2 separate regions of the Mus musculus genome follow, and region 2 is linked to region 1. A link is a loop called in an ENCODE intact Hi-C map of the cell type or tissue named here. Cell type or tissue: heart. All regions are shown on one strand. Links, peaks and the distances in the headings refer to the core of each region. The heading gives the core; the rest is flanking DNA.

Region 1 (5,643 bases), core at 230-5,229:
GGAGGCAGAGGCAGGCAGTAAGTTGGAGGCCACCCTGGTCTACAGAGGTTCCAGGACAGCCAGGGCTACAGAGAAAAATTGTCTTGAAACAACAACAAAAAAGGTGAACCACTTGGCATAGGTGGCACAGGCCTGAAATTCTATCACCTACGAGGCTGAGACAGGATGGTGCCAACTTAGTCTCTACCTCAGAGAAACAGGCATGCACACACACAGCTTAAAAGCTGGGCATGATGATGCACGCCTTCGATCCCAGCACTTAGGCAGAGAAGTAGACAGATCAGAGTTTAAAGCCTGCCTAGTGTGCATAGAGAGTTCAAGGACAGCCAGGGCTACGGGGAGAGAGAGCTGTCTCGAAAACAACAAACTACAGAGTAAAACCATCCAGGTGTGGGCAGGGCCTTTCTCTTGCCCTGTTGATTTGGGGTTTTTTTTGGTTTTTTGGAGACAGGGTTTCTCTGTATAGCCCTGGCCGTCCTGGAACTCACTTTGTAGACCAGGATGGCCTCGAACTCAGAAATCTGCCTGCCTCTGCCTCCCGAGTGCTGGGATTAAAGACCACCTGGCTGTAAGCACAGGTCAAGAGAGGCTTCGCCTCCTGGATCCTTTCCTCTTTCTTTGGAGTAACTCACTATAGGATTAAGGTAGCGATGACTGGAAACTTAGCACCTTTTGTGCAGTTCTGAGGTTTTTGTTTGTTTGGTTTGGTCTTTCTTTATTGGGTAAGAATCAGGCTATAGCCCAGACTAGCTTGGAATTCACTGTATAGGACAAGTTGGCCTTGCTTCATTTGCCTCTGTGCTGGGATTAGATGTGAGCAAGCCAATTTGGCTAATTCCTGGAAATTCACATTAGGTCATTGTTTCTCAAACTTGTAGGTCGTGACCCCTTTGAAAGTTGAATGACTCTTTCACAGGGGTTACCTAAGACTATTGGAAAACACAGATATTTACATTACTGTTCTTATCAGTAGCAAAAAAAATACGGTTATGAAGTAGTGACAATAATAACTTTACGGTTGGGGGTCATCACATGAGAAACTGCATTAAAAGGTCATAGCATGAGGAAGGTTGAGAATTTCTGTTTTAGGTTCTACCAGTTCTGTATGATTAAGGGGTCAAAATGGGGAAATCGGGTTCAGTTTATGTCTAATATAGGTACTTAAGAAGTACGGAGGGTAAAGGAATGTGCTAGGAACTACCAGCAAAGACCATCACATACTGTCTTTTCAGTACACCCTAAGAGAGCTGAAATGGACTAAGGTTCTCTGTGTTCAACTAGGTTCTCAATGTTTTAGCCAGCTAATGCACTGGACATACTCGGCCACTTCTGCAGGGAGCCGGCCCCAGCATGTCCACGAAAAGGTATCAGTCAGTAAGCTTAAAAAAAAAAACAAAAAACAAAACAAAAAAACCCTATTCATAGCCATAGGACATGAGATCTTGGTGAGGTTACGGAGGACCCGAGTTCGCACCTCCTCCCAAGCCCTAGTTCTCACTGCGACCCAGAACTACTGTCTGGTTTTCCGATCCAATTAAGGAAAAACTTCCTTCTCCTGCCCTCACACAGAAATCGGTGTGCTGAGAGTACCAAGTTAGGGTGGCAATCTGTCATCAGTTGTTTTAAAGAGAGGGAGACCTCCGTAGCGACGCTAGGAATTTTAAACACTGGGGCTGGGGACGGTAAGAGACACAAAAGCAGACCCGGAGTCCCATTACGCGACACCCGGGATCACGCTGCGCGCCTGCAGCTAGGGTTGCGGAGCTGGACAGCGACTGCAGGAGGAAGGTGGGCCCAGAACCCCGGCGGGCCGCGGACGTGTGAACACCAACCCCCTTCCCCGGAGACCACAACTTCCACCTCACCGCGAGTCCGGGAGATGGCCCCACTCACCCTGGGGACAGGGACGTAAGACTTAGGGGGCCGGACACGAAACAGGTCCTGTTGGACCCTGTTACAGACCCACACAACGGAGAACAGAACAAAGAACGGAAACTGCCCCTCCCCATATCGTTTCCGGGTCGTCCTTTCTCACCACCCAGGACAACAAATGCCCACTTGCTCTCTCTAGGAAAATGGGAGGTCTTCATCTCTCGATGGTACGCTGATGGTGCTGTTCTCGATGGTGCTGGGAAACAAGGGCACCAGACTGCGCCACTTGCTGGCCAGGTTGGGAAGGGACGATGCGTAAGCTGAAGAAGTTGGAGGTCCAGGAAATTCAGGGCACAAGTTCTAGTGGCTCTGAGAGAGAGAGTACACCATCACCTCCATAGCAAGAGAGAGAGTACACCATCACCTCCATAGCAAATATATGAAACTTGAAGAATCCTTTAATATAAATGTGCACCATTGGCTGGTCGTGATGGCGCACGCCTTTAATCCCAGCGCTGGGGAAGCACAGTCAGGCAGATCTCTGTGAGGCCAGCCTGGCCTATGATACAAAACAAAACAAACAAACAAAAAAATAAATAAATAAAAGTGCACCATGGGTTTTGGTTTTTGTTTTGTTTTTCTGGTTTTTTTTTTTTTAAGATTTATTTTATTTATTATATGTAAGTACACTGTAGCTGTCTTCAGATACCAGAAGAGGGAGTCAGGTCTTGTTACAGATGGTTTTGAGCCACCATGTGGTTGCTGGGATTTGAACACAGGACCTCCGGAAGAGCAGTCAGTGCTCTTAACCACTGAGCCATGTCTCCAGCCCCCGTTTTTGTTTTTTTTTTTTTTTTGTTTTTTTGTTTTTTTTTTTTTACTCATCAATTTTTCTTTAATTATTTTGAACATTCTCACTAATTAAGAAAATATTTTATTTCAAAACTTCTTATAGTAGAAAAAAGGATTACCTTTTTAACATGATTTCTCCACTGCTTGATAAGTATAATAGTTATATTTTTAAAATTTGGAATTTATGTTGGTGCTAATGATATTATATCCAAAATAGCACCATGGGTTTTTTTTTAAAGCACTCAGCACTCAGTTTTTAAAAGATTTATTTTAACCAGGCAGTGGTGGTGCACGCCTTTAATCCCAGCACTTGGGAGACAGAGGCAGGTAGATTTCTGAGTTCGAGGCCAGGCTGGTCACAGAGTGAGTTCCAGACAGCCAGGGCTACATAGAGAAACCCTGTCTCAAAAAAAGCAAGACAAAAAATTATTTTAATAGATTTAATATTTATTTGAAGATTTAGTATTTTAATGAGTGTTTTTCTCCTGCATACACACACACATACACACACACCTGATTCAGATATAGGTCAGATGAAGCCATCACATCTTCTGGAACTGGAGTTACGGTAATGAGTGGCCATATGAGTGCATGGAATCTGGGTCCTCTGGAAGAGCAGCCAGTACTTTTTTTTTTTTTAAAGATTTACTTATTATTATTATTATATCTAAGTACACTGTAGCTGTCTTCAGATGCCCCAGAAGAGGGCGTCAGATCTCATTACAGATGGTTGTGAGCCACCATGTGGTTGCTGGGATTTGAACTCAGGATCTTCGAAAGAGCAGTCAGTGCTCTTAACCACTGAGCCATCTCTCCAGCCCACAGCTTTGCTTTTAGATTGCTTGACTAGCCTGGCTGAAGCCCTGGGTCCCCATCCCCAATGGTGCATAAACCAGACAATATGGTACAGTACTGTATTCCTAGCATTTGGGAGGTGGTGGCAGGAAGATCAAGGACTCAAGTTCGTTCTTCAGTACATACTGAGTTCAAAGCCAGCTTGGGCTACATGAGACACATAAGTGATTCTGCACTTACGAGCCTGACGTGGGGTACACATCTGTAATTGCAGTACTTTAGAGCCTGAAACAGAAAGATAGTCAAAAGTTTGAGGCCAGCCTCAATTGCACACTAAAACTCGGTCTCAAAACAAATGATAATAATTAACAAACACATATTTAAAATGAGCTTCCTATAAAGGCTCACATTTGGGGTTCAAGAGGTACCCTGAGACATATTGTGGTTTGGGGGTAAACAATTTATTTTAAGCATTATTAATGCTACAGAGATTGTGCTGGAAGTTGTGAAGAGATTTCAGGCCGGGAGACTAACAGGAGTAAGGAGTACTATTGCATCTTACAGGTTTTAGAGAGGTAGGTAACCCCATTCCATGTCATGAATGACTAGTCAATAGTACACGATAGAGGCACGCACTCTTATTCCAGGACTGGAGTTCATTTCCCAGTACCCATGTCTGTACACTCACAACCACCTATGACTCTAGCTCCAAGGGAAAGAGGAAAAGTTTGTTTCTTTAGCTAATGCGTGTCTATCATATGAGATGTGCCGCCTGTAACCGCCGATTGCTGGGGTTTGGTGCACCGCCTTAGGGGAAGTGAGGATTGCAGACTGGTCAGAGTTTATTTTTTATTTTTTGCAGAAGCTGTGAGGATGAAGAAAGAGGCTCTGCAAGTCAGTATAGCCTGACTAGTCCTAAGCCCAAGCCTAACATGTTCCAATAGACTCTTTTACTTAGTCAATTAATTAATTAAACAGGGTATCATTCTGAAACTCTAGCTGTCCTCTGACCTATGCTGGGGTATGCACATTATACACACACATACACACACACTTACACACTCAAAATAGAGTAAAAAACAAAGGTGTTCTTCTATACACTATTATTGTTTTGTTTTTCTTTCTTTCATTCGTTTTGTTTGTTTGTTTGTTTGTTTGTTTGTTTGTTTTTCGAGACAGGGTTTCTCTGTGTAGCCCTGGCTGTCCTGGAACTCACTCTGTAGACTAGGCTGGCCTCGAACTCAGAAATCCTCCTGCCTCTGCCTCCCAAGTGCTGGGATTAAAGGTGTGCCCCACCACACCCAGCTTGTTTTGTTTTTCGAGGCAGGGTGTCTTAGTCAGGGTTTCTATTCCTGCACAAACATCATGACCAAGAAGTAAGTTGGGGAGGAAAGGGTTTATTCAGCTTACACTTCCACATTGCTGTTCATCACCAAAGGAGGTCAGGACTGGAACTCAAGCAGGTCAGGAAGCAGGAGCCGATGCAGAGGCCATGGAGGGATGTTCTTTACTGGCTTGCTTCTCCTGGCTTGCTCAGCCTGCTCTCTTATAGAACCCAAGACTTCCAGCCCAGAGATGGTCCCACCCACAAGGGGCCTTTCCCCCTTGATCACTAATTGAGAAAATATCCCACAGCTGGATCTCATGGAGGTACTTCCCCAACTGAAGCTCTTTCTCTGTGATAACCCCAGCCTGAGTCAAGTTGACACATAAAATCAGCCAGTACACAGGGTTTCTCTGTGTAGCCCTGGCTGTTCTGGCATTTGGTTTGTAGACCAGGCTGGCCTCAAACTCCAGAGATCTGCCTGCCTCTGCCTCCGGAGTATTAGGACTACAGGTGTGTTCCACCACTGCCTGACTTTTTAATACATTATTAAAATCTGCAAAAAAAAAAAAAAATCATTCCAAGACAGATGAAGGGAACCCAGCTTTCCTTGAGCTCTAGACAGGGGTTGAGTGTTTTAAGAATATTGTTAAATTGCTGTTAGCACTAATGATGACCTTCCCTTCCTTCAGTTTTTCCTCTAATGGAAATCTCTTTAGGTTTATAGTATAAAAACTCCCAAGGTTTATTTTCATGTAACTAACCAAAGACATTGGGAATAGGGCAACTTAACTATCTAA
Region 2 (5,643 bases), core at 267-5,266, 72 kb before region 1:
GGGAGGCAGAGGCAGGCTGATTTCTGAGTTCGAGGCTAGCCTGGTCTACAGAGTGAGTCCCAGGACAGCCAAGGCTACACAGAGAAACCCTATCTCGACAAACAAAACAAAACAAAACAAAACAAGTTCCACAGACCAATGTGATAGACGCAATTCCACAGGTGAGACTCCCGCTTCCCAGGTGACTCGGGGCTGTGCTAAGTTGACTGCTGATTCTAGGACAACAGCTCTCTATTCTTTTCCTAAAATTCATTTTAATTTTCAGTTATATGTGTGCATGTATGTCTATGTGTGGTTTATGCACATGAGGACATGAGGTGCCCAAAGAGGTCAGAAGAGAGCTTTGGCTTCCATGGACCTGGAGTTACAGGTGTTTGTGACCAACCCAATGTGGATTCTAGGAACTGAACTCCAGTCCTCTGCAAGAGAACTTAACTCCGTAACTGCTGAGCCACAGTCTATTCAGCCCCACCTCCTTTTTAGGTTTCCCAAGCTGTCCTTGAACTCACTTTGAACTTAACAATCTTCCTGCCTCAGCAGTTTGAGACTAACCCCAGCAGATAAACTTTAGTAATCCCCCAGACCATTGGTCAAGACAGCCAAGTTGAGGCAGGAAGATCTCTGTGGGTTCGAGGCCAGCCTGGTCTACAGAGTTCCAGGACAGCCAGGGTTGCACAGAGAAACCTTTGTCTCGAAAACTAAACAAACAAAAACCTTAGCCTAAAAGCTGTATGTGAGCTAAACTTTTACCTTTAATCCCAGCACATTCGAGGCAGAGGCATGTGGATCTCTGTAAGTTCAAGGCCAGACCTGGTATACAGAATGAGTTCCAGGACAGCCAGGGCTGCACAGAAAAAAACAAAAGACCACACCTTAAATAGGGAAGACAGAACTGATGGACACCTGAGGTTGTTCTCTGACCTTTATATAGACACTATGCAATGAACACACCTGCACCCACACATATAGATACACATGCACACAGGGAAGGAGAGGGAGAAGGAGCAGGGGGAAGACAAATAGGAGGAGGAAGAAAAGAATTGTTATTATTATAATTATTATTATTATCATTAAGCTTACACATAAATGTCCGTTTCCTCCTCCTTCCATCTTTGTTCCATCTGGACCTTCAACACACTGGACAGCACCACAAGTGTTCTAGGGCAGGTCTTCTCAGCCAACAGCATGTTATACTGGCTCAATAAAAATCTTAAGCCTTTAATCCCAGTCCTTTGAAGGCAGAGACAGGAAGATCTCTGTGGGTTCGAGGCCAGCCTGGTCTACAAAGTTCCAGGACAGCCAGGGCTTCACAGAAAAACCTTTGTCTGGAAAACCAAACAAACAAAAACCTTAGCCTAAAAGCTGTATGTGAGCTAAACTTTTACTTAGAGGAGTTTGTTTGCTTATTAAAAAACAAAAAACAAAAAACCCCTTACTTCTTATCTGGGAAAAACAAACACTTGCCAGAAGCTGTCTGAAAGAAATTTTGTCACAGCAGACAAAGGTCATGTTGCAGATACCATTTATGTTTGCTAAGATAAACATCTTTTACCAGCCAAAATGTGTTGTTATTTGCAAATGCTTGTATATTTTATTGCTACCTGCCAAGTGTTTGTGTATTATTATCTACCTAGCTAGCTATTTGTTCCTGTAAACGTGCCTAACTAAATTCCCTTTAATGATTAAGGGGATCAGAGTCCACTCTAAGATTGTCACAAAGACATGGATGACAACCCCACTACCTGACCTACAAAAAGCTGTAAGAAACTGCCAAGGGGACTGAACCCTTCAAAGCACAAGCGTGCTTTGTAGTCCATGCATGAATAAAGGTTTCTCCTACTTCTCCAAGTGAATGGCTGGCTCCTTGTTTCCTTTAACAATACTGCAAATAGGGGAAGGTGGAATTGGAGGATGACTTGCCTAAGGCGGTTTTGGGTGTTTGGTTTTGGACCCCAGAAGAGGGGACTGAGATGAATATTTTACATATCAAAACAGACCTGGTCTTCAGGTTCTCCCAGCATCCCTCAGATCCTACCTGGTATACCCTGCCCCCAGCCTTGAACTTTCCATCCCAGGGCTTGGGCTGCCCTTCCCCAGAGACTCTTCCCTTTATAATCCAAACATTTTGCTCTCCTCCTTCTCCTTCTCTTCTTTCTCTGCATGTAAGCCCTTTCTCTTTCTGCCTCCCCTCCCATTGCAACTCTCCTGCCTCAATCCTTGGGGCCAGTGAACTCTACCAAGAGCAGCTTCCCAATAAACCTGCCTTTATTATAATATAATCTAGCCTGAATGGGCTCGTTTCACTGGCGGAGAAATAACCTATCACTGGGAGAAGGGGGGCTGATATTGGGATGTAAAGTGAATTAATTAATAATCAATTAATAAAAAAGGAACAATACTTCAATTGCTTTTTAATTTTGGAGTATTGTTTTATAAAGTTATCTCCCCCATGCTGTATGGTCTCTTCCTTGTGGACTTGCCTTTGATATAGAGCCTTCTATAAGGTGGAGCCTCATTTCTGTATTGCCCACAAGGCAAAGAGATAAAGGCAGTAATTGTTGAGCGTCTGTAATTCCTCTGAAAGATCCTTTTAAAGTGCTATAATAGCATATTCTACAGAACCAGTGTAAGTAGCTTGTTTACTGAAAGATAGTCTTTTATCCTCGGGCCACATATCTGGAAACACCATGCACTCAACTGGCAAACCTCACCAGGGCTGATCTGTGAAACCAGACACCCCTGGCTTGGCTTTGATCTAACTCCATCTACACCCTTGCTTCAGCTTCTCTGCCACAGGCATACAATTACTATTATTGATAACTGCCCAAGATGGAAAAGATGGGGAAGAAAGTAACAAATATAGAGCTGAAAAATACTACATCAGGAAAAAAAAAAAACCTGAACACCCTAAACAGGATCACTTTATCTCTATCTGTCACCTCTGGAATTGAAGACAGGCAATCAGGGCTGGGGGGGGGGGGGTGTTGGGTAGGGAGACTCGGAACAAGAAATTCAGAAACCGAGATGCAAAGTCCTCCCGTGTTCCTAGAGGAGACCCGGAAGCTCAACTCGATCCCGGAAGATGAGGTGCTGACCTACTTCCGGTCTTTGTGACTCATTGTGCCTGTGGCGAGGTATTGGGAGGGCCTATGTCGGTGTGCAGTGCCCTTCGGTCGGGTTGAACCCAGAGCAAGCTGTGCTTGGTCGCCCGGCGTCCCCAGGCCGCTCCGGAGACTCACGGTGAGTCTCATGGCGGACTCTCGGAGGACGGGCGGGCTGCGAGGGTGGACCGTGTGACCACCCGGGGGGACTTGGAAAGGAGCCCTGCGGGGTCCCGGCGGTGCTCGAATCTCTGGGGTCAGTGGGGAGCTCTTTCATGTCATCATCCTTGTATAACATTTCTGAGGACAAGATCACAAATGGACGTGATCCCCGTGTCTGGATTCTTCTCCCCCTCCCCCCCTCCTGTCGCCATTTGCTGTGGTTGCAGGGGAAAGTGTTTTGTGTGGTTTTCGTTTTATTGCTGTCGTTTACTTCTCCGGGCGTCTTGGGTCCTTGAGAATCTTGAGATAAACGACGCGGAAGACCTTGAGCTCTGTACAGGTTTGAGGTTCCGAAAACATTTCCGGATCACTTGCTTTTCTGTCTTTCCATCTCCCAACGCTGAGCGAAAGCGCTGGCGGCTTGACGGTGGTTAAAAGATCTAGTAGAAATTAACAGCCGGCTGTCAGCTTTATGCAATGCTTCAAGACCTCTTGCTGGTTTAAGCCTGTTTAACTGTGCTATCTGGGAGATTAGTGGAGTGTTAGTTCACCTTGCTTGATTGCAATGAGTGAGACGTGAAGGGTATCTGGGAGAAACCACACTGGGCCAGTAGGAGATTGATCAGCTTAATGACCTTAGATGAGATTAGACATTTGCCAACTGTCAGTTTTATTATCCATAAAATTAACTACCTTTGCTCAAAAAGGTTCTTCAAACTTGAAATGAGTGGAGTTGGTAAATGTAATTGTAATTTAAAAAAAAAAAAAGGCAGCTCATTTAGTTTGAAGTTCCCCCTTCCTTCCCCTCCCTACACACACACAGCACACACACACATTGATTATAGAGAGTGGCTGTTCCATGGCCTGGGACCAAAGAAAGCATTTATTGTACAGGGCAGTGCTAGGCGGATTGAAAGCAGTCAATAAATACTTGTTGGAATTATGAAGAATTCATTGTAACCACATCAAGTGAAGTTACTAGAAAAGCTGGCCAAATGTGGGAAAATACCTTTATTATAAGGAAACTGTAGTGAAGAATTATCCAGATGTTTTTTTTCTTTCAGGTTTGTGTCCTCTTTCAATTACCACACAAGATTCTTACTTGTTATTTTATTCAGGATCATCTTTGTTAACTTACAGAAATGCCTGCGGCTGAATGCTATTTTCTTTTGTTGATCCTCTACTTCATGTCTCCATGAAGGAAACAGGAAAAATTTCAAGTGCATTATACTATATTTAGATACAACCAGGCCAGTGTACTAAGTTTTAAATCTTAGCTTTTCATTCTGTGGTGGTGTTGATATTCTTTAGATAGATTAAAAAAAGGGGGGGGCGGGGAGGGGTCTCTCTAGTTCTGGCTGAAAATCTAGCCACTGCCTCTAGAGTGCTGGGACTACAGGCACACAATACTAGACCACTAGGTATCTTTTAAGACTAAGTTTTTCATATTATAAAGCATTTTATGTCTCTGTTGAAGAGGGGAGTAGAGGATCATTTATTTAAACTTGCAAGACTGTGCAATAGAAGGAAGACTGGATTTTGAGAAAACATCCTTTGAAATAAACCATGCTTGCAGCCTGGAGTCTGGAGTCTTTTCTTGTCAGAAGTCATTTGTTTTTTTTTTCTTTGGTGAGATTTGGTTGCTGGGCAGTGATCTTTTCTAAAGGAGATGGTATGTCAGAATGTGTTTCGTTTGAGAGGGAACCCAAAGGTGGTTTTCTGCCTCTCTTCCTCTGTCCCTACTCCACTGCTAATAAGAATACTGGAAACGATTCAGGGATGAGTGACTTATTTACAGGGGACATAATTCATTTGTTCCAGCTCATGCTGCCCTTGTGTTAGTGGATTTCTTCCACTGCTAATCTTTTAAGCAGGCTGAAAATTGTAATGCACAATTATATCTCTTGAATTTAATTTTTCTTCTTTTTTTTTTTCCTATTTTCTGATCTCAAGTAGCCCTGTTGAGCCTCAAATTCACTATGTAGCGAAGACTGACACTACAGTCTAGATACCTCTGCCACCACCTCTAAGGTACCTGGAATACAGACATGCTCCACCACACCTGGCTTCTTTGTGTTTACTATCTTGCTGTACTGAGGTTGAACCTAGGGCCTTATATATGCTAGGCAAGTACACTGCAACTGAGCTATGCCACCCAACCCTTAAGTTCATTTTTAAAAAATAAGCCTTCCCCAGTGTCTACCAAGTGCCAGAAACTTTTTTTCAGAATTTCATAAGCTAATTTGCTTAATTTAAGAAACATTGAACACACACACACAAATGTAGTAACTTGGTAAATTCAATCAAGTGTTGTTTGACTCAAGCCAGGGCCTTAGACTTCATGCACTTTGCCACTGAACATCATCCCTGGCCTTTTTTG

The links. Peaks named below come from ENCODE experiments on the same cell type or tissue, not always from the same donor. Only the 100,000 strongest peaks of a DNase experiment are listed, where the experiment ranks them.
Region 2: it touches region 1 in a loop (6-fold over the local background); 11 of 42 quality-filtered maps call a loop at or near these places.

What each region holds. Positions count from the first base shown.
Region 1 is chr5:138,153,737-138,159,379 of GRCm38, forward strand. Zfp113 (zinc finger protein 113) reads right to left here and starts at 2,008. Exons shown (of 5, transcript NM_019747.4): 1 at 1,894-2,008. In heart, for the core only: a CTCF peak has its summit at 2,166 (motif pointing left); a DNase peak (open chromatin) is centred at 2,035; H3K4me3 peaks cover 1,694 bases; H3K27ac peaks cover 1,267 bases.
Region 2 is chr5:138,081,992-138,087,634 of GRCm38, forward strand. Zkscan1 (zinc finger with KRAB and SCAN domains 1) reads left to right here and starts at 3,093. Exons shown (of 6, transcript NM_133906.4): 1 at 3,093-3,240. In heart, for the core only: no CTCF peak of the experiment used is centred there; a DNase peak (open chromatin) is centred at 3,110; H3K4me3 peaks cover 2,422 bases; H3K27ac peaks cover 1,698 bases.